3 separate regions of the Mus musculus genome follow, and all the other regions are linked to region 3. A link is a loop called in an ENCODE intact Hi-C map of the cell type or tissue named here. Cell type or tissue: heart. All regions are shown on one strand.

Region 1 (8,000 bases), 660 kb before region 3:
GAGTCTCACTTGTTTCCTCACTTGAATCCTATAAAGGTTTTTTTTTTAATCAAGAAATCAAGACCAATGAGAGTTTGGATCTCACTCCTTACCATGTTAGTTTTCAATGAGAAAAAGGTTTTCAAATTTTGTTTATTATTTCACAATTTCATAGATGTGTAATGTACTTTGCTCATACCCCCTTCATTGTTCTCTCCCCACTCTTATCCTCCCCCCCCCCCACTATCTCCCCTTCACCCTCAAACCCTTAGTTCCCATCCTACCTTTGTGTCTTTTTTTCCCAATGAAAGTTTTATCAACATGACTTTTCTACATGACGTTTTTCAAGTCACTCTGAAGCACTACTTAGTAATTTATCAATGTCCAGTGAGGTCATCAGAGCCACCTCATTAAAGCTAGTGTTTATTAAAATAGAAGAATAGAGGCTGGAGAGATGGCTCGGTGGTTACAAAAGCACCAGCAGTTCTCACAGAGGCCTTGGGGATTGAACCAGCTGTAACTCCAGTTCCAGGGAGTCAGACGCCCTCTTCTACCCTCCATGAGCACGGTGTGCCTGCGTGCACATGCCTGCGTGCAGGCAAAGCACAGATACATATAAAATAAAATAAAGGAGAAAATTTCAGCCAAAGAGAAAGGCGTTCATAAGATTAATAATTTATATTCTCCAGGTTTTTAAAAATCACAAACTGTCTAAACTTCGACACTGTGATTCGTGTCCTGTGTGTACGTGACAGGGAGTTTCCCTGCACGGGGCCGGCACTGTCATAGTTTATGTATGCGAGTGTGCGTGTGCATGCTCCAGTGTGCATGTGGAGGTCCGAGAACAACCTTCAGGCGTCAGTTCTCTCCTTCCACCGTGTGGGTTCCAGGGTTGAACTCAGGTCATCACACTTGGTGGCAAGCTCCTTTACCCATTGAGCCCTCTTGCCAGCCCCACTTCCCCATCTTACAGCTGACTCAGGTCATCAGTACGTAGTGGCTGGTAGTGATGACTGATGCCCGTGTTTCTCTCTCTCTAGACGGTCCAAGGTTGCTCGGGTGGTCGGCATGCTGGCCTTGCACACAACCGAACTTCAGGAAAATGTGCCTGTTATCGAGGTGATTTCTTTCATTACTGATATGTTATATATGGCAGGAAAGATTGCTTCTGATTTTATAACTTAGCACACTCAGCTTTCATTGGTCTCCACTTAATTTTGATTTGGGGGAATTGTGCAGTTATAAGACGTGGCCCTTGGGACCCTCTGTGGGCTCTAACTTACAGTTCAGCTTCATGTGGAGTTTGGCCTCTTGGAAGCCGCAGAGACCCAGACAGCTTTAAAGCCCGGCTTGTACTTAAGTTGGTTCCTTCTGGGTTTTCACACTGAATTCACTATTTCCCCACTTGTCCCGGGACAGCAGTTCCCTGACAGGTGAGCCCTGTGCTTGGAGGTTCTCTGTCCTGAAGACCTTTTTTGGAATCAGCGTCACCCTCCCCTGCCTTATTTTGGTGCTGGGAGTCTCACTGAGGGTCCACACGTGCTAGGCACGCACTGGCATTAGCAAGGGTTTTGCTGGGTGTGGTGGTGCCTTTCATCCCAGCAGGGCAGACCTGGTCTACACAGGAGCTCCAGGCCAACCAAGGCTACATAGTGAGACCTTTTCTCAAAGAACTGAAAATGGGAAGAAGAAAGGAACTTATGTGGCTACCCAGCGACTCTCTGCCTGTGCAGTGAATGTCACCACCATGTGCACACCCCGGCTGTGTGCAGTCTGTGATGTAACTTAACAGTCAGGGCAGGCTCAGAGTGGCTGATGTGAGCCCAGGATGGTGGCAGCAGCAGCAACAGGGTGGATGAACCGGCAGGTCATGGGGATGAGCAGGCAAAAAGTAAACGCTTTTTTGAGGGCCTCGTGGCTGGGCTGCCTGGGGAAGATGTCATTAAGGTGGATCTTCCTACAGTTAATTGAGAGAGACCCTCACGGATCTTCCTCGAGGCTCATATCATAATTTGTACCAGATCCAGCTAGGTGGACAACCTAGGCTAGCCATCGCTCACCTACACAGACATACCCATACCTAGCCTTGTTTCCTGGTTGCACTTTGATGACTGTTGACAGATTTGCTAATTGCTATGATAATATTTGAAAGCAAAGGCTGGCAGAATGAATTCTGTTTTTTGTTTTTTTTGTTTTTATTAAAGATTTATTTATTTATTATATGTAAGTACACTGTAGCTGTCTTCAGACACTCCAGAAGAGGGTGTCAGATCTTGTTACAGATGGTTGTGAGCCACCATGTGGTTGCTGGGATTTGAACTCCGGACCTTCGGAAGAGCAGTCGGGTGCTCTTACCCACTGAGCCATCTCACCAGCCCGAATTCTATGTTTAATATTCAAACTACTGTATCATCACAGACCTGCAAATGAAAGCCAGAATGATGTGCCCAGTAGTCACCATGTTGTGGGAACTCAAAACTCCACACAACTATAAATGTTGCGGGGAGCACTGGGGAGCAGTGGCTCCCACGGACTGCTGGTGGGAATGCAAGTGGGTGTGGCTGTTCTGGAAGACCTGCTATTTCTCCCAGGGCTGAAGACATCTTTCCCTGCGATCCCATAGCCTCTGTCTGCTATCCCCCTGCTCTGGGTCCCTCGTGGCATGTGAAGGCACGTGCACTCGTGGCCTGTGGAGGCATGTGTACCTGCAGTGTTGTCTGTACCAACCTCACACTTATCAGAATGGATAGAGTGGGGATGCTCACTCCACGAGGCACCAGCAGCACTGACAAGAACAAGCCACAGTCTGGGCTGGAGTGAAGCTCGTGGGTAGTGCTCGTCATGGACATGAGTGGGCAGAACCATGAAGTGACCCATCTGGGTACCGAGGAGTGCCCAGAGGCTGTGGCTGCTCTTGCCCACAGGCCCAGCTCCTCTAGAGAGCTTGTTTCAGGGTTCCATCTGGGAGCTCAGCTATCCACACACTTGCCTGAAGCCTGGTCCTTTTCTATGGGGAAGGTCCTCTCCTTTGACAGAGGCTTCAGGAGGGAGGAAGGGGAAGGGGGCACCCTCCTTGCCAGCCAGGTCAGCCAAATCAACCCTAGCCATCAGTGAGGTGACAGATGCCGCAGCCAGGTCCGTCCTCACATCTCAGTTCCCCTTTGAGATGTCTGCAGGTAGATGTCACAGGAATCTGAAGACGAGGACCCCCTTGTGACATGATTGGGGGAAACTAGGAAGCTTCCTTTATTCCCATGGAGTCTTGTGCTAGGGACTTCCTGGGTCTTGGTTATCAGAAGTTCCCCACTGAAGGGATTCCCTGGGGTCTGTTCAGGGAACATCTTGAGTCACCTGGGACCTGGCCATCATCACCCCTGTGATGGGCTTGCCTCACTCCTCCTCCATACACGTGGCTTGTCATCTCAGTGCTTGCTCTTGCCATTGCCTATGAGAAGCCCTTGGCCATCAGTTCCTGGGCCACACTGTGGCCACTCCCCCAGGCTTAGGCCACGCCCCCGAGGTGCAGGCTGCGCCCCAGGCTCCTCCTCCTTCAGCTCTGCAGCTTTGCTTTTCTGCGTTTATTAGGATGAGATGCAGGGACCTGGGAAACACTGTTTTTCTCACTTCCTGTTTTACAACTTTATTTTTGTGTGTAGTGTATGTGTTTGTACATGTACATGTTATGTACACATGTGTGTGTGTGTAAGGGCCAGGGGTTGATGTCCTGTATCTTCCACTGTCCCGCCCTACCTTACCTTCGCAGACGGGGGTCTCTCACTGACTGTCTGGACCGGTTGGCCAGTAGCTTGGGAGTTTATACCTGTGGGGGTTTGAATAGGTTTGGCCCCATAGATTCATGTGTTTGAATGCTTGGCCATAGAGAGTGGCACTATCAGGAGGTGTGGCCTTACTGGAGGAAGTGTGTCCCTATGTACGTGGGCTTTGAGGCCTTCTATGCTCAGGCTCCGCCCAGTGTGGAAGATGGTCTCCTCCTGGCTGCCTTAGGATCAAGATATAGACCTACCTCTCTACTCCTCCAGCCCCAAGTCTGCCCGGAAACTGCCATGTTTCCTGCCATGACAATAGCGAACTAAACATCAGAAACTATAAGCCAGCCTCAATTAAATGTTTTCCTTTATAAGAGTCACTTGGCCATGGGGTCTCTTCACAGCATTGGCCACCCTACCTAAGACAGGACCCAAGCCTGACTTTGTACCTCCAGTGCTAGGGTCGCAGAAATGCGTGACTGTGTTTAACTCTTATGTGGGTGTTATGGATCTGATCTCGGGTCCACACCCTTGTGTAGCAGATAATTTTCTCATTGAGCTGTCTCTCCTCCCCCCATATTTTACAACTTTGGCAAAAATAAAAAATACTGTATGCAGTTACAATGTGTTACAAGGTCAGGCTGAGCACACTCCATACCTGGTCACTGTGACACAGCTGTCCCCAGTTGTCAGAGACAACCCAGGAAACCTCAGTGCTCCTGACCTGCCATGTGCCCTGCAGATCAGCTGTTTCTAGGGAACAGCTTCCCTAAGGAGCTGTTTCTAAGGCTCTCTTGCTCTCTACTTTCACAGGCTCAGAATGGTAGTGTTCATGGGAGGGTCTTTGTGCTGTAATTTTTAGATGATTACAATATCCAAGAGACACAGCTTTAATAACATGACAAAGTTAACTTGTCTGATTATAGTCCTGAACTTGACAGAAAGAAATTGTGAATTGTGTGTGTGTGTGTGTGTGTGTGTGTGTGTGTGTGTACCTGTACTTTAAAAAAAAAAAAAAAGACAGTCTCTCTATGTATCCCTGGCTCACCTGGAGCTTCTATGTAGACGAGGCTGGCCTCGAACTCACAGAGATCTGCCTGCCTTCTCCTTCCAAGTGCAGGGATTAAAGATTTGTGCCATTATGCCAGGTTCTGTGTACATTTTAAATTTTATTTCTTTCATGTACTTTAAAATACTTTTGTTATAAGAAATTGGCTATGTCAATTTCAATAGCCACTAGGTGGCAGTCAAACACTGAAGAAAACGTGGTAGATTTGGCAGTCTGTCTTCAGCCTGGTGGCCTCTGGCTTGGCAGGCACAGGTACGGGGTGTTTGTTTGTTTTTGTTTTGGTTTTTTTTTTTTTTTTTTTTTTTTTTTTTGGTTTTTGGTTTTTGGAGACAGGGTTTCTCTGTATAGCCCTGGCTGTCCTGGAACTCACTCTGTAGACCAGGCTGGCCTCGAACTCAGAAATCCGCCTGCCTCTGCCTCCCAAGTGCTGGGATTAAAGGTGTACACCACCACGCCCGGCTACAGGTACGGGTTTTGTCTTCTCACAGTGTCTGGAAGTTTCTCCTCAGTATCATCTGGCAGTTGCACTGGTCACAGTTTCCATTTGAAGGTTAATTCCTGGCGGCCTTTCTAGAAAAGGGCAGACGGCGGCTGGTGTGATTTGTGGGGATGCTGCTGCTGGACCTCAGACTTAGAACTCCTGGGTCAGGTCTCTAGAACTCGCTCTGACCTACCTGGCTTCCTCTTACCTCATCTTTGCTGCCAGCACAGCGCTGGCCGAGCTTCCACTGTGAATGTACGAGCATTTTTCTTTGGTGTTTTAATTGAATTTCCTCAGAATACAACTGTTTAATATGCTGACAGGGTGAGTCCTTGGGGGTCTCATGTGTAACAGCTCTCAGTCCTGGGGTGCCTTCCATGGGTTTAGTCCCAGGAAAGCAGTGGATGCCTTAGGATGCTGAAAATGTATGTGACTGTGAGCCTCTAAACCAACGGCCCAGGCTAACCCTTTCACTGACGTTTTTCTACACTGGAAGATGTCAAACATAAGAGTCAGGTGTGTAGGCTGGCGCTGTTCTCTCAGTCATGGTCAGTTCTTGGCCAACCTTTGATCCCTTCTCCCTGCTGCTGCTTCTCCTCTGTCTCCCTGCTTCTCCTTTGTCTCCCTGCTGGTCCTTCTCCTCTGTCTCCCAGCTGCTGCTTCTCCTCTGTCTCCCTGCTGCTCCTACACTTTCCCTGCTGCTTCTTCTCCTGTCTCCCTGCTTCTCCTCTGTCTCCCTGCTGCTCCTTCTCCTCTGTCTCCCAGCTGCTGCTTCTCCTCTGTCTCCCTGCTGCTCCTACTGTTTCCCTGCTGCTTCTTCTCCGGTCTCCCTGCTTCTCCACTGTCTCCCTGCTGTTCCTTCTCCTCTGTCTCCCAGCTGCTGCTTCTCCTCTGTCTCCCTGCTGCTCCTACTGTTTCCCTGCTGCTTCTTCTCCTGTCTCCCTGCTTCTCCTCTGTCTCCCTGCTGTTCCTTCTCCTCTGTCTCCCAGCTGCTGCTTCTCCTCTGTCTCCCTGCTGCTCCTACTGTTTCCCTGCTGCTTCTTCTCCTGTCTCCCTGCTGCTCCTTCTCCTCTGTCTTCCAGCTGCTGTCTCCCTGCTGCTCCTTCTCCTCTGTCTCCCAGCTGCTGCTTCTCCTCTGTCTCCCTGCTGCTCCTACTGTTTCCCTGCGGCTTCTTCTCCTGTCTCCCTGCTTCTCCTCTGTCTCCCTGCTGCTCCTTCTCCTCTGTCTCCCAGCTGCTGCTTCTCCTCTGTCTCCCTGCTGCTCCTACTGTTTCCCTGCTGCTTCTTCTCCTGTCTCCCTGCTTCTCCTCTGTCTCCCTGCTGCTCCTTCTCCTCTGTCTCCCAGCTGCTGCTTCTCCTCTGTCTCCCTGCTGCTCCTACTGTTTCCCTGCTGCTGCTTCTCCTGTCTCCCTGCTTCTCCTCTGTCTCCCTGCTGCTCCTACTGTTTCCCTGCTGCTTCTTCTCCTGTCTCCCTGCTTCTCCTCTGTCTCCCAGCTGCTGCTTCTCCTCTGTCTCCCAGCTGCTGCTTCTCCTCTGTCTCCCTGCTGCTCCTACTGTTTCGCTGCTGCTTCTTCTCCTGTCTCCCTGCTTCTCCTCTGTCTCCCTGCTGCTCCTTCTCCTCTGTCTCCCAGCTGCTGTTTCTCCTCTGTCTCCCTGCTGCTCCTTCTGTTTCCTTGCTGCTTCTTCTCCTGTCTCCCTGCTGCTCCTACTGTTTCCCTGCTGCTTCTTCTCCTGTCTCCCTGCTTCTCCTCTGTCTCCCTGCTGCTCCTTCTCCTCTGTCTCCCAGCTGCTGCTTCTCTTCTGTCTCCCTGCTGCTCCTACTGTTTCCCTGCTGCTTCTTCTCCTGTCTCCCTGCTTCTCCTCTGTCTCCCTGCTGCTCCTACACTTTCCCTGCTGCTTCTTCTCCTGTCTCCCTGCTTCTCCTCTGTCTCCCTGCTGCTCCTTCTCCTCTGTCTCCCAGCTGCTGCTTCTCCTCTGTCTCCCTGCTGCTCCTACTGTTTCCCTGCTGCTTCTTCTCCGGTCTCCCTGCTTCTCCACTGTCTCCCTGCTGTTCCTTCTCCTCTGTCTTCCAGCTGCTGCTTCTCCTCTGTCTCCCTGCTGCTCCTACTGTTTCCCTGCTGCTTCTTCTCCTGTCTCCCTGCTTCTCCTCTGTCTCCCTGCTGCTCCTACTGTTTCCCTGCTGCTTCTTCTCCTGTCTCCCTGCTTCTCCTCTGTCTCCCTGCTGCTCCTACTATTTCCCTGCTGCTTCTTCTCCTGTCTCCCTGCTTCTCCTCTGTCTCCCTGCTGTTCCTTCTCCTCTGTCTCCCAGCTGCTCCTTCTCCTCTGTCTCCCAGCTGCTCCTACTGTTTCCCTGCTGCTTTTTCTCCTGTCTCCCTGCTGCTCCTTCTCCTCTGTCTCCCAGCTGCTCCTTCTCCTCTGTCTCCCAGCTGCTCCTACTGTTTCCCTGCTGCTTCTTCTCCTGTCTCCCTGCTTCTCCACTGTCTCCCTGCTGTTCCTTATCCTCTGTCTCCCAGCTGCTGCTTCTCCTCTGTCTCCCTGCTGCTCCTACTGTTTCCCTGCTGCTTCTTCTCCGGTCTCACTGCTACTCCACTGTCTCCCTGCTGTTCCTTCTCCTCTGTCTCCCAGCTGCTCCTTCTCCTCTGTCTCCCAGCTGCTCCTACTGTTTCCCTGCTGCTTTTTCTCCTGTCTCCCTGCTGCTCCTTCT
Region 2 (8,000 bases), 630 kb before region 3:
CTGCTGCTTCTTCTCCTGTCTCCCTGCTTCTCCTCTGTCTCCCTGCTGCTCCTACACTTTCCCTGCTGCTTCTTCTCCTGTCTCCCTGCTTCTCCTCTGTCTCCCTGCTGCTCCTTCTCCTCTGTCTCCCAGCTGCTGCTTCTCCTCTGTCTCCCTGCTGCTGCTTCTCCTCTGTCTCCCAGCTGCTCCTTCTCCTCTGTCTCCCAGCTGCTGCTTCTCCTAGCTGCTCTTTCTTCTCTGTCTCCCTCTGCTTCTCCCCTGTCTCCTGGCTGTTCCTTCTCTCCTCTTTTTCTTTGTTCTGACTTTCTTTCTTGCTGGAATATTTTTAAGAAAATAATAAATAATATTAGTTTACTCATAGTTATGATTTATGTAATATTATTTTTATGTATGTGTTTTTGTGTATCTGTGTCTGAGTAGAGTTGTCCTTGCAGGTCAGAAGAGGCCTTTGGGTCTCCTGGGGCTGGCACTGCGGGTGGTTGTGAGGCACTTGGTGTGGGTAGTGGGGGCCAAACCTGAAGCTTTTACAAGAGCAGTGGCTGTGTTCAAGCGCCGAGCCTTCTCTTAACCCATGCTTGGGCCCCACCTTCTCTTTGCACAGATCCACCTAATTTCCTGCCTCATACTCCTTTGGGGCCTGAGTGGTGTCACACTTTTGGGGATACCTGCACTTCATATATATGCATGAACCTGGTTTCCTCTACAGTTTTTCTATATAGCATTTATTATTATAGATATTTTGATTATAATTTATTTTTCTAATTATAGCAGTGTAGCTATATAAATCTCCTAACATCTCCCTACAGTAAAACCAAAAAAAGACATTTGGAAGTGCAGGCTAAATGTGACAAAAAGACTAAAAATGCACAAGAAAGGGAAGAAAATTCTCAAAAGTCACAGTGGACCTTACATGTTGGCCTGAAGGTTCCTGGCATAGGCCTGGCTTGTAGCCTGACCTCGGATGTGATTGTTTACAGCCCCTGATGTGGCTAATTTCAGTGAACTTGTTCTTGGATTTTTTTTTCTAGTTAACAAGCTTTTGTTTATTTTCTGTTGAAAATGTGTGCAATTAGTTAATCATATTTCAGTGAATCTGGTGGGGTCAGGACACAAAGGTATTGAAGCCCAAAAAAGTGTGAACTAAACAGACAATAATGTATTTCATTAGTTCTTTGAGAGTGTCATAGCTTTCTGCCTCAGCTTTCTTCCCCACCCCCCAAGTTCCATAAAGGACATTTTGTGAGTTGTGGGGTAGGGGCTGCCTCCCGCTCCAAGCCAGAATGCTAACAGGCTTGGCCCTGTGCGGACAGGCACAGGTGCTGTGAGTCCATGAGAGAGTCCTGTTCCTTTCTGTCCTGTTTCGTTCCTGGCTCTTACAAACTCCCCGTCCTGTCCTCCACCATGAGCCTTAGTGTGTTGGGGTGTGGGATGATGCAGCAGCTATTTTGGGTGGAATACTTCACAGTCACATGCCTTCTCCACTTTGGCCAATCGTGAGCCTCGGAATTTAGCACCGCCCACTGCACAAAGAAGCTTCTCCAGTGAAGGCAAGAGCGGTCAAGAGCCGCACTAATGCGCATGGCTACAGCGTTAAGGATTGAGAACAAGAGCCGCACTAATGCACAGCTAGAGTTAAGTATTTAGAAGGCAATTGGGCCCTGTGTCCATTAGCAAACTAATAGTAGCAGGCTCCCTCTAAGGGCCTGTGAGCTCCCCACTTCGGGTTCTTGTCCAGCCATGCAGAGGTAGGCGTGTAATTTCCTCTGTGTGAGGGATCAGGCCTGGAAGCCAATGAGAGGGCGGTTGGTTGCACTCATGGGTGTAGCTCACCATGCCGGTTATTACAGTCCAAGTGTGCCCAGCTGGGTGAGATTGTGTCCACCTCCTCCCCAGCGGCCTGTGTGGTACTTCTCAGTACCATGAGAGCGACATAGCAGGAGGAAGTGTCCCAATCAGCACCAGTCTGATTTCTTCATGGCCTATGACCCGTGTGTGCAGTGTCTTCAGCCACAGGGTCTGATGGGCAAGCGAGAGCAGGGCTAAACAGACACTTTATCGTGTGAAAGGTCTCAGGAACATGGACAGGAACGTTTCTAATGCATGTGTGCATATATTAATTTCAATACTCATGAGACTTCTGACCTTCTTTTTGGATTTTCTGGGAAATGATAAGTAAGAATTGAATCATCACATTTTTGTTTATGTACACAAACATTCTTGGTCTGTCTGTGTTGAGCCCCAGTGTTCCTGTCACCGGGGGACTGCCACATCCAGAGTCACTTTTTGCTAAATATCTCACAGCAGGTAATTTTTACAGGATGCACTTTCTAACTTCTCACGTGAACCGTGAGTTCCTCTCCTGTGTTTGTGGCTCTGCCCGACTCTGCTGTCCACGGTTGCTTGGGCAGGCGGGCACCTGGACTCCGTTCTCAGAGCATCGGAAGGCGTGGGAGTCTGAATGCAGTGTCTCCAGAGCCTCGCCAGCCATTGTATTCAATGCTCTATTAGATGAAGAAATGCAGAGAGAGACTTGGGGATTGAAGGATCTGCCCAGGCACTGTAAGAGCAGGTTCCTGAAGCAGAAAAAAAAATGCAATTTAAAACAAGCCTCTTTTGTAGTGCCACTGTTTGAGGGAGAGTTGAAGGTCCAGTCTTTAAGAATATGCTAACAAGTGGGTAATAAGGCTCTCTTGCTCTCTATTTTCATAGGCTCAGAATTGTAGTATTCATGTGAGGGTCTTTGTGCTGTAATTTTTAGATGATTACAATATCCAAGAGACCCAGCTTTAATAACATGACAAAGTTAACTTGGCTTCATTGAGAAACATTTCTCGGATGAGCAGGTGTGTGCTGTTCCCACGAGTATCACTGGGGTAGGCAAGATGGCTGAGCAGGAAGAGGTGCTTGCTACCAAGACTGACAACCCGAGTTTAATGCCCAGGACCCGTGTAGTGGAAAGAGAGAGCTGATTCCTGAAAGTTGTCCTTTGGCCCCCACTTGTACACTTGTACACTTGCACTTGTATGTGCACCCCTGATATATAGTAAATAGATGTAAAATAAATACGTATCATTTATACCCCCGTAGGGCTCTCCACAGCCCTGTGGCAGCCTGGAATCTGGGTGAGGCAATAGATTTCCCTCCATCCTCCTCAAGTTCTCTGTGTGCTGGGGAGAGAGGGAGGAAAGGCCGACGGTTCCGTGTCTGGGGAGAGGGGGAGGAAAGGTCGACGGTTCCATGTCTGGGGAGAGGGGGAGGAAAGGCCGACGGTTCCATGTCTGGGGAGAGAGGGAGGAAAGGCAGAAGGTTCCGTGTCTGGGGAGCGAGGGAGGAAAGGCAGAAGGTTCTGTGTCTGGGGAGAGGGGGAGGAAAGGCAGAAGGTTCCGTGTCTGGGGAGAGAGGGAGGAAAGGCAGAAGGTTCCGTGTCTGGGGAGAGGGGGAGGAAAGGCAGAAGGTTCTGTGTCTTTTTTGGCCACAGGGTCCTGCCCTGGCATAAGGCAGCCGATGCAGCAGTAGAAATGGCTCCCTGCTGGGCTCTGCAGGGTGTGAGGCTCCATGTGTGGTCAGGAAGGGGGGACCAGAGGCCAGGCCTGCAGTGTGGACATGACACATGGATACGTTGTCCTTGGGGACTCCAACATTTTCACACGCATGCACGCGCACACACACACATGCACACAGACACACACACATGCACACACGCATGTATGTGCACACACGTGCATGTGTGTATCTGTGTGGGTTCACAGGTATGGAGGTCAGAGGAAAACTTGCTGGAGTTAGCTCTCTCCACTACTGGGGATCTAGTGCAGCTCATCAGACCTAGTAGCCGCTGAGCCATCTTGCCAGTCCTCTTTGACTTGAGGAGAGCTAACTGAAATTAAAATGGTAAAACCAATACTTTGGGGAGTTGTGAAAAACCTCAGTCATTCAAAGCAAAGGAACCCATTCTCAGTTAGGCGGAGTGCATGGAGCAAGTGTTCCTAGCAAGAAAGGCCGGACGCGGCGCAGGTGCAGGTGGACACCACCCTTCCCTTTCTGTGGCTCTCGGGCTGATAAGGGAGAAGCCAGGAAGCAAACGTTCCTGAAGGGGACCATCTTAGTCAGAGCCTCCCAGCCATGGTGCGGTGGGAATGAGACTGACCTGCCAGGGCAGTGCACTGAGGGCCGCTGGGGGCTGCGTGGAGGTGGATTGCAATTACTTCCTGGTCCATTGGGGGGTGTGGTGGGATGGGAATAGTGGAGATGGCCATCTGGATGACAGAACTGGCTTAAACTCTACCAGCACAGTTGTCTGATCCATTTGTTCCCTCCAGCAACAGAGGGCTCTGATGTCATTAGCCTGCTACCTGCTGGCCCAGTGGAGCCCCAGAGGTTCTGGGTGGCCTCTGCTCTTGGTGGCCTTGGCTCTTGAGTGTCAGTTAGACACTCAACAGAGGCAGTTTCCAGGGAGCATGAGCAGAGAGGCCAGTGCTGCTGAGCACAGACTTGTTTCCCATCTCACAGAGGCAGCCCAGGCTCCTCATGACCACGCCTGCCCTCTGGTGGCCACTCAGGGGAAGCACTGGAGTCTGGACAATGTGTTCTCATTGAAGAGCTCCATCCACCCTGCTTCCATTTGCTGTCTATTTAAATATTCAAATGCAGGTCTGCTGTAAGCTTCTGACCCACTGGCACGGCTCTGTCCCACAGTCCATTTCTGTCTAATGTAATATATGTGTGTTATTCCAAGGTTGTGGGTCTCAAGGATTCCTCTCTCCATGGTCTTTGAGGGCCCCCTTGTGGGAGGTTAGCCAAGATGCAACCTCCATGCACACAGGCAGAGAGGTACTCTGCTTGGCTTGGTTTTATGAATACATTATTTTTGAAAAACAATTATCTGTAATTGGTGCTTGGATCGACCCAGTTCCTGGGCACTTGAGGTGAGTGGCATGCTTATGAGCTGTGTCCTGGACTCCCACACCATTCCAGCTGTGCAGAGGTCACTGCTGCACCTTGCCCCATGTTATATAACAGTGTATATACTATTATATATTACATGCTGCACCCTGCCCCATGTTATACAACAGTATTTATACCATTACATATTATATGCTGCACCCTGTCCCTTGTTATGTAACAGTATATATACCATTACATATTATATGCTGCACCCTGCCCCTTGTTATGTAACAGTATATATACCATTATATATTATACATAATAGTAACGGCCAGTGCATTGCTGCATTTCATTTTATCCCAGTGTCAACCATGCAGCTTGCTTCTGATTGCCACATGGAGAAGGGCTGTGGAAGGATGATTGACAAGGCCTGGGCTGGCTCCTGACATTAGAACTCTCCACAGGCCATATGCAATATATCCCTTGTCGGAAGTCAGTTCTAGTAGCATCTTGGCACTCATCAGTGATCAGCAGGCGGATGGGGTGGGGTCTCCAAAACCCAAAGGGTTGGACATCCGTATTGTGGTAGGCAGTACATGGTGCAATAAGTTCTTTTACTTTAAATTTTTTTGTTATTTAGTTTTATTTGTGTGTTCATCTCCCTGTTTGTATGTGGACCACCTGCATGCAATGCCATCTTAGGCCAGAAGAGGGCATCAGATTCCATGGACTGGAGTTACAGGTAGCTATGAGCCACCTGATGTGGGTGCTGAGAACCAAACCTGGGTCCTCTGCAAAAGCAACAAGTGTTTTTAACCACTGAGCCATCTCTCCAGCCACCTCCCTTTATTTGGAAGGAAGATTCTTGTGTACTCCATACTGTGGGTCTCTTGAGGTTACTGCCAGTGCCACACAACATGAGCCTTTTCAAGGTCTGCCTCTCACTGTCTGCCATGTGGCAGAGTCCGGCTCAGGTGCAGCTAGCAGAGCATCACCAACACAATGGGACAGATTGGTGTCCTGTGTGTGACCAGACAATCCAGGGTCCTTCTGGGTAGGCACAGCAGGAGACCTGACAGGGAGGCAACCGGGAAGTTTACTGTCAGTATCTCCCACTTCATCTCTGGCCTGAAAAGGCTGGGCCCTTCAGAGCCCTTCAGGCTGGTGCCCCCCAGGCCCACTTCTGTAGGATGCGTCTGAGGGTGGCACAGAAGGCTGCACCCAGGGGCAGCCCAGCATTTCCAGCTGCCTCAACTTCCAGGCCAGTGTTTCTTCACTTTGGTGGCTTGTTAGAGTTCTGGGTACTCAGAACAATTCTGTCAAGGATGTTCCCAGACTAGGACAGACTCCTTGGAAGTAGATGCAGGCACTTACAGATTTGAAAACTCATGGTCCTACTACGTGGGCCAAATGAGCCCAGCACAGTGCCCTAGGAGCCCGGGATCACCAGACAGCTGGCTACAGTGCACATTATCACACCTTAAGACAGGATGTGGTTTTGTGAATTTTTGGTGACTCCCATGTGGGCTGAGGGAGGCTCTGGAGATCTGAGCCTCTGACCCCAGGAACCGGCCAGCCTCACTGTCCCTTGTCCCTGGCTCAGTCCCGGTCATGGAGGGAGAGGTTCTAAGTGTGCATGTGCATTTGCTGTTGACTCCTGTTTGGTTATATTCTCAGGGGGGTGGGGAGGGACGATGACAGACAGCAGACAGACGGACATTTCCTCACTGTTTCCTTTAACACCGAAGAGCCCTTGTTTCTTGGTGCCCTCTCTTACACACTGGCCCTTTTCTTATGGACATCTTGATGTGGACGGTCCATTTGATAGCACACTAAGGACAAGCCCTGGGGTTTGTCTCTGGTTCCCTTTCAGAAGCCATTTCAAAGTCAGTCACCAAGATTCACCACCATTCACCTGAGTTAAAGCTTGCTGTGTGTGCTAAGTTGCCTGGTTTCCTATTTTTTCTCTCTCTGTCTGTCTGCCCCATTTTGGTCTTTGAAACTTCTTTCTTTTTTTTTCTTTTTCTTTTTTCTTTTTACCAGCTCTGTCATGAGTCTATCAGATTTATCTAACATTAAATAATCCCAATAGGAGGACATTTAAATTATTTTGCCTGGAAATGGGCAAAGGGATTTCAACACAGCCAGTCTCTTCATTTACATGGCAAGGTTCAGCACTACACAGTGTTCAAAAGGTGTTTTTATTATTTATTTTGCTATGTGGTCTCAGATGTGAATTCAAGAGGACCCTGAGACAGACTGCTGGGGGTTTGGAGTTTATTAGAAGTTATTAATGGCATGGGCAGACAGACAGACAGACAGGCAGACAGACAGCAGTGTGTTGACACTCTGAGAACAGTTTAGCCCTAGCACCAGAGACATAGCTGTGGCTTTGAGGAGAGGAATTAGGACCCACATGACAGAGTGGGTCTCTTCCCATCTGGTTCTGAGGGTGGGGAGGCTTGATAGCACAAGCCTGCTGCGGGGCTCTCAGATTTCCAGGTAGGGAAAAGGGGGCTGGAGGCAGCATGTGTGGCCACCAGTGCCCCTTGGTGTTGTCTCAGTAGGAGCCTGTGCTGTCTGTCTGTGAGGGGAAGTGCTGTGGCCAGGGCAGCAGCTGGGCTCTGACATCGCCTTCTTTCCTGTATGTGTGTGAGCCCGTGTGGCATGAGCGCAGAGGGCCCCTTCAGGGGTCACGTGACGTGCAGGCAGGCAGGTGTGAGAGCGGCTCACCCATCTCACCTCTCTACTCTGCTTTGTGATTGTACCTCCGTTAATAGGAACATGTTTTCCTCCTTGTTACTGTCCATTCACGCCCTCCATTTGTTCCTTTTTAAAAAAAGAACTGACTGTTTTATGTGTTGGGCTGTTTTGCTGTATATATGCATATACACCATGTGCTTGCAGTGCATGAAGAGGACAGAAGAGGGCGCCAGATCTCCCTGGGGCTGCTCTTACAGACAGTTGTGAGCTGCCATGTGGATGCTGGGAATTTAATTCCTGTCCTCTGGAAGAACAGCCAGTGCTTTTAACCAGCTCTCCTTTAACCACTGAGTCACCTCTTCAGTCCCTTTCCTTGCCTTTTATATGTATATATATATATATATATATACATATAT
Region 3 (8,000 bases):
CGCCGATGTGGTTGGTGACTCACATCTGTAATGGGATCTGATGCCCTCTTCTGGTGTGTCTGAAGACAGCTACAGTGTACTCATATAAATAAAATAAATACTTTCTTTTTTTTGAAGCAGGGTTTCTCTGTGTAGCCCTGGCTGTCCTGGAACTCACTTTGTAGGCCAGGCTGGCCTCAAACCCAGAAATGTGCCTGCCTCTGCCTCCCAAGTGCTGGGATTAAAGGCGTGCACCACCACTGCCCACCCATTTTATTTCTAAAGCGTGTGTGCTTGTGTGTGTGTATGTGTGCGCGTGTGCATGTGTATGTATGCGTGCATGTGCATGTATATGTGTGTGGATGTGTGTGTGCATGTATGCGTGTGTGTGTGTGTGTGCGTGTGCATGTGTATGTATGCGTGCATGTGCATGTATATGTGTGTGGATGTGTGTGTGCATGTATGAGTGTGTGTGTGTGCGTGTGCATGTGTATGTATGCGTGCATGTGCATGTATATGTGTGTGGATGTGTGTGTGCATGTATGAGTGTGTGTGTGTGCGTGTGCATGTGTATGTATGCGTGCATGTGCATGTATATGTGTGTGCGTGTGTGTGTGTATGTGTGAGAGAAAGCCAACTTGTGGAGGCGAGTTGTCTCTTTCCATCACATGGATCCCAGGGATGGAACTCTGCCCATCAGACATAACAGCAGGCTCCTTTACCCACTGAGCCATCTCACCAGCCCCCTCTGCCACTCACTTACTTGTGTAGCATCTGAAAATTCCCCTTCTGGGGACACTGTCCATCCAGTTCTGCGGGAAGCCTCAGCACCGGGGACTTTGGAAAATCAGTAGCAAAGTTCAACCTGAGCTGCCTAGGGCTACACCAGCAGAGTCAGCCGAAGACTTACAAGTAGATGACCACAACAGACATCAGAGAAAGCTCTGCTGTGTTTCCAGTGGCTACTACGGCTGCACGGAGACTGTGTGCCTGCCCATAAGGGGTCTGTCTGAAGGGCTCCAAGTAGGACTGGGGATATCTGTGGGCTCCAAAGGGAGAGATGGAAGCCAAGACATATTACAAACTGCCAGGGGCCACACCCATGTCCCTTATCAAGAATAATCCTCGAAGGGCGTGCTAGCGCATGCCTTTAATCCCAGCCCTCAAGAGGCAGAGGCAGGAGGATTTCTGAGTTCAAGGCCAGCCTGGTCTACAAAGTGAGTTTCAGGACAGCCAGAGATACACAGAGAAACCCTGTCTCAAAAAAAAAAAAAAAAAAAAAAAAAAAAAAGAATAAATCTCCCCAAGGGGTGTCTGTGATATTCACAGACACCCTAAAACAGAATTACATCAGAAAACTACTTTTTGTTGTTGTTTTTTTGCAAGCATACCAGAAACTTAGCAAATCTTAAATACACAAATGTAAAGGTTTCTATATCCACTGCTTCTGACAAGTGTCTAGATATGAATGAGAGTAAAGAACCCGTAGGCAAGCCTGGGATGGTGGCACACTCCTCCCACCAGAGACTCAGGTGGGTTACACAGAGAAACACTGTCCCTAGGAGAAACAAAACAAAACAAAACAAAACAACCAAACCGATCATCATGGACTGATCCACCAGTGTACAGGAAGGCTACTGTAACACGCACACGGCATCCTTTTTCCAGTCACCACTTTCCAGGGCCCTGTCCACAGTAGCACAGGCTTCCCTTCAAGGTTATTACCAAGAACAAATCAAACCCCACTTCATTAATGTCCAGCAACCCTATGGACTCATGCCACCACCCACTGCATTTCCAAACTCCCATTTTGAACTTGGATTTCGTCCAGTGTTGCTTTGTACAGTTGCCCATTCTCCCCCAGGTTTCCACCAAACTCCTGCAAAAGTTCACACAAGAGATACAGTAAAGACTAAGAGTGGCTGGAGAGATGTGTCAGCAGGTAAGAGCACTAACTGGTCTGCCAGAGGTCCTGAGTTCAATTCCCAGTAGCCACATGGTGGCTCACAACCATCTGTAAAGGAATCTGTAATCCCAGCACTTGAGAGGCAGAGGCAGGCGCATTCTGGGTTCAAGGCCAGCCTGGTCTACAGAGTGAGTTCCAAGATAGCCAGGGCTACACAGAGAAACCCTGACTCGAAAAAAAACAAAAAACAAAAAACAAAACAAAACAACAACAAAAAAAAGCTAAGATATTCTACAGCTAGAATAAAGGGTAAAACTAAAAAGGAAAGCCTTTCTGTGTAAAGATGTGACTGTGCACACTAGCTACCACAGGTGTAACGCACACAGTGACTTCTCACTGCTATATCATTCAAGCATTTGCACTGCGGTGGTCCTCAACAAGCTCTGACAGAAACAGCACATCACCATTCTGGAATAATCAGTCATACCAGCATCCCCTATCTCCAACAGCAGTAGCACCCCCTACAGTCAGTGGTGCCAACTCCTCCCGCCCCTGCCCCTCAGTCATTGCTACACCAGGTGAGGTGGCTCAGAAGTTAAAAGCACTTGCTGCTCTTACTGCAGACCCCTGTTCAGTGCCCAACACCCACAACCAGACTGTTCACAACTATCTGTAACTTTGGGGCCAGCAGATTTGACACTCATTTCTGGCCTCTGAGGGCACCTGCATGTGTGTGGCATATATATATATACACACACACACTCCAAATCTGAGAAAACTTGAAGAAAAAAAAAAGAATCTGCCATTAAGTTCTAAAATGCATGATCAGAAGCTCGCTCCAGTTCTCCTGCAGGTATTACATTTCTGGCAACACGCTTCTTCCTGTTTATTGTGTGCCCGTGTGTGTGTGTGTGTGTGTGTGTGCCCGTGTGTGTGTGTGTGCGCGCGCGCGCGCACGCGCACGCGCACGTGGAGGGGTGCATTTTTGCCAAGGAACCCATCTGCCATTTGAAGTCAGCCGTAACTTGTGAGAGTTGGTTCTCTCCTACTGTGGGATCCCAGGGCACAGAACTCAGGGTGTATGGCTTGGTGGCAAGTGCTATGTCACTGGCCCCAGGTCGTTTCTTTTTAATTACAACAGGCCAGGCAGGACAAGTGATTCCCTAACTGACCTTGCAGCTCCCAAGCCTAGCCGACACAGCCGCTGCTGTCAGTGTGCAGAGACCGCAGTGTTCTGTTCTCCACCTACAGTCTGTAAGCGAATTCATTAATGTGTGTTCACGTGGTGCCACCTACTGGTGAGAAGGAGCTCGAGGAAGTGCTAAGCTAAAGCTGCAGGGGGAAGGCCGAGAAGAACTGACAACCGTGAAAGTCTTCACTGTGGGAGCACGGCCCTGGGAGACACACGCGCTAACTGGGCAGATGAAGAGGGTATTTCAAATGCAGCCCAGGAACCAACCAGCACAGCTGGAGGAAAGGGGGGAAGAGGCACAGCTGCAGGAGGGGCTCGCGGCTCCTGCAGAGGAATCTGAGCTGAGGTGGAGGGAGTCCCTGGGGATCACCCTGAGTCAGCTCCATCTCCACCAGGTACAGTTTGAGGTGCTGGAGAAAACTCCTGTACCATCTGAAAGCTCTCCGGCACTTCTTGCATTCACACAGCTTCTCCGCAGAGTGAACAATCTGGTGCTGGAGGAAGGCCACGCCCCTCCGGAAGGCCCTAAGGCTCTCCTTGCAGACGTAGGGCTTCTCTCTGGTGTCTATCATCCAGTCCTGGGTTAAGGCCCCGCTAGAACTCAGATCTTTCCTGCACTGCCTGCACTTGTAGGTGATCCTTCCAGTCGTGGCTGGACCTGAAGGCTTTGCGGCACCCTTTACATTCGAAGGACTTTTTCTCCCAATGTGACTCATCTGGTTACGCAGCAGCATCGAGTTGTAGCTGAGCCTCCCCCCCCCCCGCACCCCCCTCCCCGCATTCTTTACATACTTAGAACGTCAGACCTGGATCCTGGAAGGATCAGATTCGGACTGGAACTGAATGTCTTCCTTGCTGTCCGGTTCTCACAGTCAAAGTGTTGAGAATCATTTCGGAGCACCGCCCCACTAGGGACTCTGCGGGGTGCTATCTCTTAAGAGGCTTCCTGACTGCTGGGTGTGGTGGCACACGCCTTTAATCCCAGCACTCGGGAGGCAGAGGCAGGCGGATTTCTGAGTTCGAGGCCAGCCTGGTCTACAGAGTGAGTTCCAGGACAGCCAGGGCTACACAGAGAAACCCTGTCTCAAAACAAACAAACAAACAAACAAACAAACAAACAAACCAACAACAACAACAACAACAACAACAACAACAAAAGAGGCTTCCTGACTGAAAGGGAGTTCTTCCGCCCTTGGTCCAAGACTCAGTATCTAAGCAATGCAAGCACAAGATGAGAGGCCTTAGCTAGTGCCTAGGAGGAAAGCGGAGCCTGATAAATAATTTTCCTTGCAGAGTGATTTTGAGACATACCTTTGAAATGACTACAAGATCTGAAAGAAGATAATGAGAGGGGCTGGGGAGATAGTTCAGTGGGTAAAGGCACCTGTGGTTCCTCCAGAGGACCCAAGTTCAGTTCCTGGCAGCGTCAGTAGCTCACAACTGCCTGTGACTACATTCCTGGAGGCATCTGGCTCCTTCTGGCCTCTGGCATTGCCCAGACATGTGGTAGTGGTGGTGGTGGTTGTTGTTTTGAGAAAGGGTTTCTCTGTATAGCCTTGAATATCCTGGGCCTCACTTTGTAGATCGGGGGGGGGGGGGGTAGGAGGAGGGTGACTGTGCAGGTGGAAGGGTAGGAGGACAGTGAGTGTGCAGGGGGGGGGGGTAGGATGACACCCGCTGCCTGTCCTCTACAGTCTCATCTGTGACAAACACAACGTAGATCTAGATAGTATGGCAGGTGGAAGTTTTAAAACAAAGTCACTTTTTCCACCACTTATGGCCTAAACATTAAATTCATGCCTGTGACCAATGTCAGCTGGGTCACCAAGGAGCACCATCCTTGACCCTGCTGGAGCCCAGGCCTGCTCCATGCTTCAGAAGACATAAGGAGTTGTAAGAGGCTGTGAGGACAAAGCTGACTCGGGGAGTACCTAGGAGGCGGCCGCCTTTGGGAACTGCACGTGAAGCAGCTCCTCCACACCCAGGTGAGACTCCTTCCCTAGAGCAACTCGAACACCTTTCTACAGAGCTTCGGGGCTCACCAGGACTGCAGCCTCTTGGACACTCTGCGGCCCAGGGCACTTCTCTCTGCAGCTGGGAGACCAGAACAGGTTTGTGAGACAGACATTCAACTAGAGAAGAAAAGGAGGGAAGACAAGTTGAGGACATTTGCCAGTGGGTTCCAGAGACCTCTATCAGCCCACCTTCCTTCAGGCCTGACGGAGAGAGATGGGGACTTCAGAAGATAGAGCAGCATTGGGGGTCTAACCTGGACTCCATGATACAGCCAGGGAGATAGGACCTGGGCCTGGGCCTCTCAAGAGGAATCTCCCTTGGGAAGGATGCTCGTTCAGGTGCTCCCCTTGGGGAGCACTTCCACAATGGTGGACACCAACTCTCTACCCAAGGAAGGAGAGACAGAGATCTCCTTGACATGCCAAAACAGAGCCACACCCTTCCGTGGAGTAAGTGACACGCAGGTAGATACCACAATTACCAGGAATGCCCAGCAACTTAATCATCCTCCCAAGTTGGGGAGCTGAGTCCTTCCTACAGGCATCCAACCCCAAGATCTCGAGAGTTCCCAGAATCCCTGAGGAGGCACCTGTGGCCATAGTTCTCCATCATCATATCTGTACAGACCCTGTTGTGTGCAGGCTGCAGGCTGTTCCACTGACTCTGTGTGAAGTACACAGCCACATCCTCAAAGGTCACCATCCACTGAATCAGCAAACTCCCGATCAAGCTTGAGCGAGACAGGAGGAGCTCTGAGCTTCTGAGGAGTCCACAATCCCCAGCCCTCATGAATCGCAGCCAGCACCACAGCCAGAAACCAATGCACCAATGTTCCCGTTTTCAAATGTGCAGCCCCAGCTCTGTGCCACCCACACGGTCTGGGGTCTCTCACTGCCGTTCCAATCTACAGCCTAATACCCAGGCAATACTCTCTTCCTGGTAACCATAGCAACCAGAAAGGAATATATTCCTGGATTTACAGATTGCCCTTCAAGGAATGATCATCCTCGTGTACTCCTGTGCCACTTGGCTTTTCTAAGTAAAATGCATTTTCTATTAATTCTTTGAGAATTTCATACATGCATACCAAGTATTTTGATAATATTCACTTCCCGATCCTTCCCTAACTCCTCCCACACCCACCCTTCAACCCCCACCCGACCCCCATGTCTTGTCATGTGTGTGCATCTCCACGCCCAATCTGTACTGGTCATATGTTCATGGTGTGGTTGACTACCAGGGGCCACAGCCTTCAAGAAACTGATACTCCCTCCCTGAGAGAGCACCAACTGTCCGTGGCTCCTCAGCTAGGGGTCTGGAGCTCCTGAGCCCCTCCCTCCTCCATGCTAGAATGCAGACCAGCTTGAGACCTCATGTAGGTTATATGCAGGCCACCACAGCTACTGTGGGATCATGACTGCAAAGGCTCTGTTGTGTCCAAAACTCTCTTCAGGGTGAGAGACTCCTCCCTGATCTCTGGTTCTTACAATCTTTCCACACTCCTCCATGATGGTCCCAATCTTGAGTGTGACTGAGATGACCATTTGTGGCTGAGCACACTTATTCCCTGCAGTTTGGCCTGTTGTGAACTTCAGCATTAACCACTGTCCCCTGCAGAAAGGACCTCTGATGCAGTCTGAGCGTTGCACTAATCTGTCTATAGAGATAAATAATTTAGAGGGCAGTTTGACCCCCTGGTTGGGGTCACCCCCTGGGCCCTATAAACACCCACCTGTGGGTCATGTGGTACTAGGCATGTGTTTCCTTCTGTGGGAAGAACCTCAAAGCCAATCAGAAAGCAGTTGGTTTCCCCACGCAACATCAGCCCACTGTTGCACCATGGACAATATTTTGCCAAGCTGGTCATTACTATAGCTTGGTGTTCACAGCTGAAGATTGTTGGTAAATCCACCCTGACCTCCCCACCCCCCAGAAACCTGCACATGACCCTCTGTTACCATGACAACAGGCGGGCAGGAAGTCAGCACCAACTTGATTTGTTTACGTGCCATGACCACGGTTCCACCAACACCGGGATGTGTTGGCTGTCATTCACCCTGACTCCACCCATCTGCAGTGTAGGGAATCAACCCCATTTGTTCCTCCCTAGCTTCTTTTCAGGTTCCCAGCACCAAACACCGTGTAGAGCACCTGAGCTCTGAAAAGTCAGTGCTTTACAAACCATATGTCCCTGTCTCTCGAGAAAGCCAGCTCTCTTCAAAGAGTTTGCGTGTTCTGGCTTCCTAGAAAGAACATCTTTATAACTATGGGTCTGACCCCAATGGAGTCACAGAACTAAATGTGAGTCACAAAAGCAACAGCAAACATCTTCTGAGTTTAGTGACCAAAAAACTGATTTAAATCAAGTGCGTAACAAGTCCAAGGTTTTTCCACCCGTGTGGTAACGAGGCCACCTCAGGTGTAAACATGGTGTGTGTGTTCGCATGACAAGAGTTCAAAAAAGAAGACTCAACTCTCAAAAGTGTCTGTGGAAGGCACTCACAAGCCTCAGGTCACAGCAAACCTCGTTCTCAGCCCCTCCCCTCCTCCAGAAGGTTCAGTGAGTAAAGTTACTTGCTGCATAGCCTGACTACCTGGGTTCCATCTCTTGAACCCACACGGTGGAAGAGTTGATGCTTGAAGGTAGTCATGTGACCTCCACACACCCTCTGTGGCACACACGTCTGTATACACACACAAATAAGTGTATGGGAAGTGAAAGAAAATTCGCACACTGAATACTGGTCTCTTGACAATACGACCACAATGAATGAAGCAAACTCTTCAACACGTTTTAGTTTGTTTTAATGGATGAATGTGGTCAATGTCCGCCACACAAACTCAGGTACTCCCAGAGATCCCTGGAAGAACCTGGAGTGATAGGAGGTTGTGAAATACTCCGCAGGG

Evidence for each region. Peaks named below come from ENCODE experiments on the same cell type or tissue, not always from the same donor. Only the 100,000 strongest peaks of a DNase experiment are listed, where the experiment ranks them.
Region 1: it touches region 3 in a loop (4-fold over the local background); 11 of 42 quality-filtered maps call a loop at or near these places.
Region 2: it touches region 3 in a loop (2.4-fold over the local background); 2 of 42 quality-filtered maps call a loop at or near these places.

Annotation. Positions count from the first base shown.
Region 1 is chr9:121,237,464-121,245,463 of GRCm38, reverse strand. Ulk4 (unc-51-like kinase 4) reads left to right here. Exons shown (of 37, transcript NM_177589.3): 17 at 1,020-1,098. Among named protein-coding and RNA genes, the nearest start is that of Gm34735, 29 kb to the left of the region's middle. In heart, a CTCF peak has its summit at 4,980 (motif pointing right); a DNase peak (open chromatin) is centred at 5,043; H3K27me3 peaks cover 782 bases.
Region 2 is chr9:121,212,334-121,220,333 of GRCm38, reverse strand. All of the region lies in intron 17 of Ulk4 (unc-51-like kinase 4), which reads left to right. Among named protein-coding and RNA genes, the nearest start is that of Gm34735, 54 kb to the left of the region's middle. In heart, CTCF peaks have their summits at 4,561 (motif pointing left), 5,572 (motif pointing right) and 7,801 (motif pointing right); a DNase peak (open chromatin) is centred at 4,543; H3K27me3 peaks cover 355 bases.
Region 3 is chr9:120,577,955-120,585,954 of GRCm38, reverse strand. It overlaps 5830454E08Rik (RIKEN cDNA 5830454E08 gene), which reads right to left. Exons shown (of 1, transcript NR_073359.1): 1 at 7,882-8,000. Among named protein-coding and RNA genes, the nearest start is that of 5830454E08Rik, 4.6 kb to the right of the region's middle. In heart, a CTCF peak has its summit at 3,195 (motif pointing left); DNase peaks (open chromatin) are centred at 3,184 and 3,604; H3K4me3 peaks cover 1,911 bases; H3K27ac peaks cover 1,841 bases.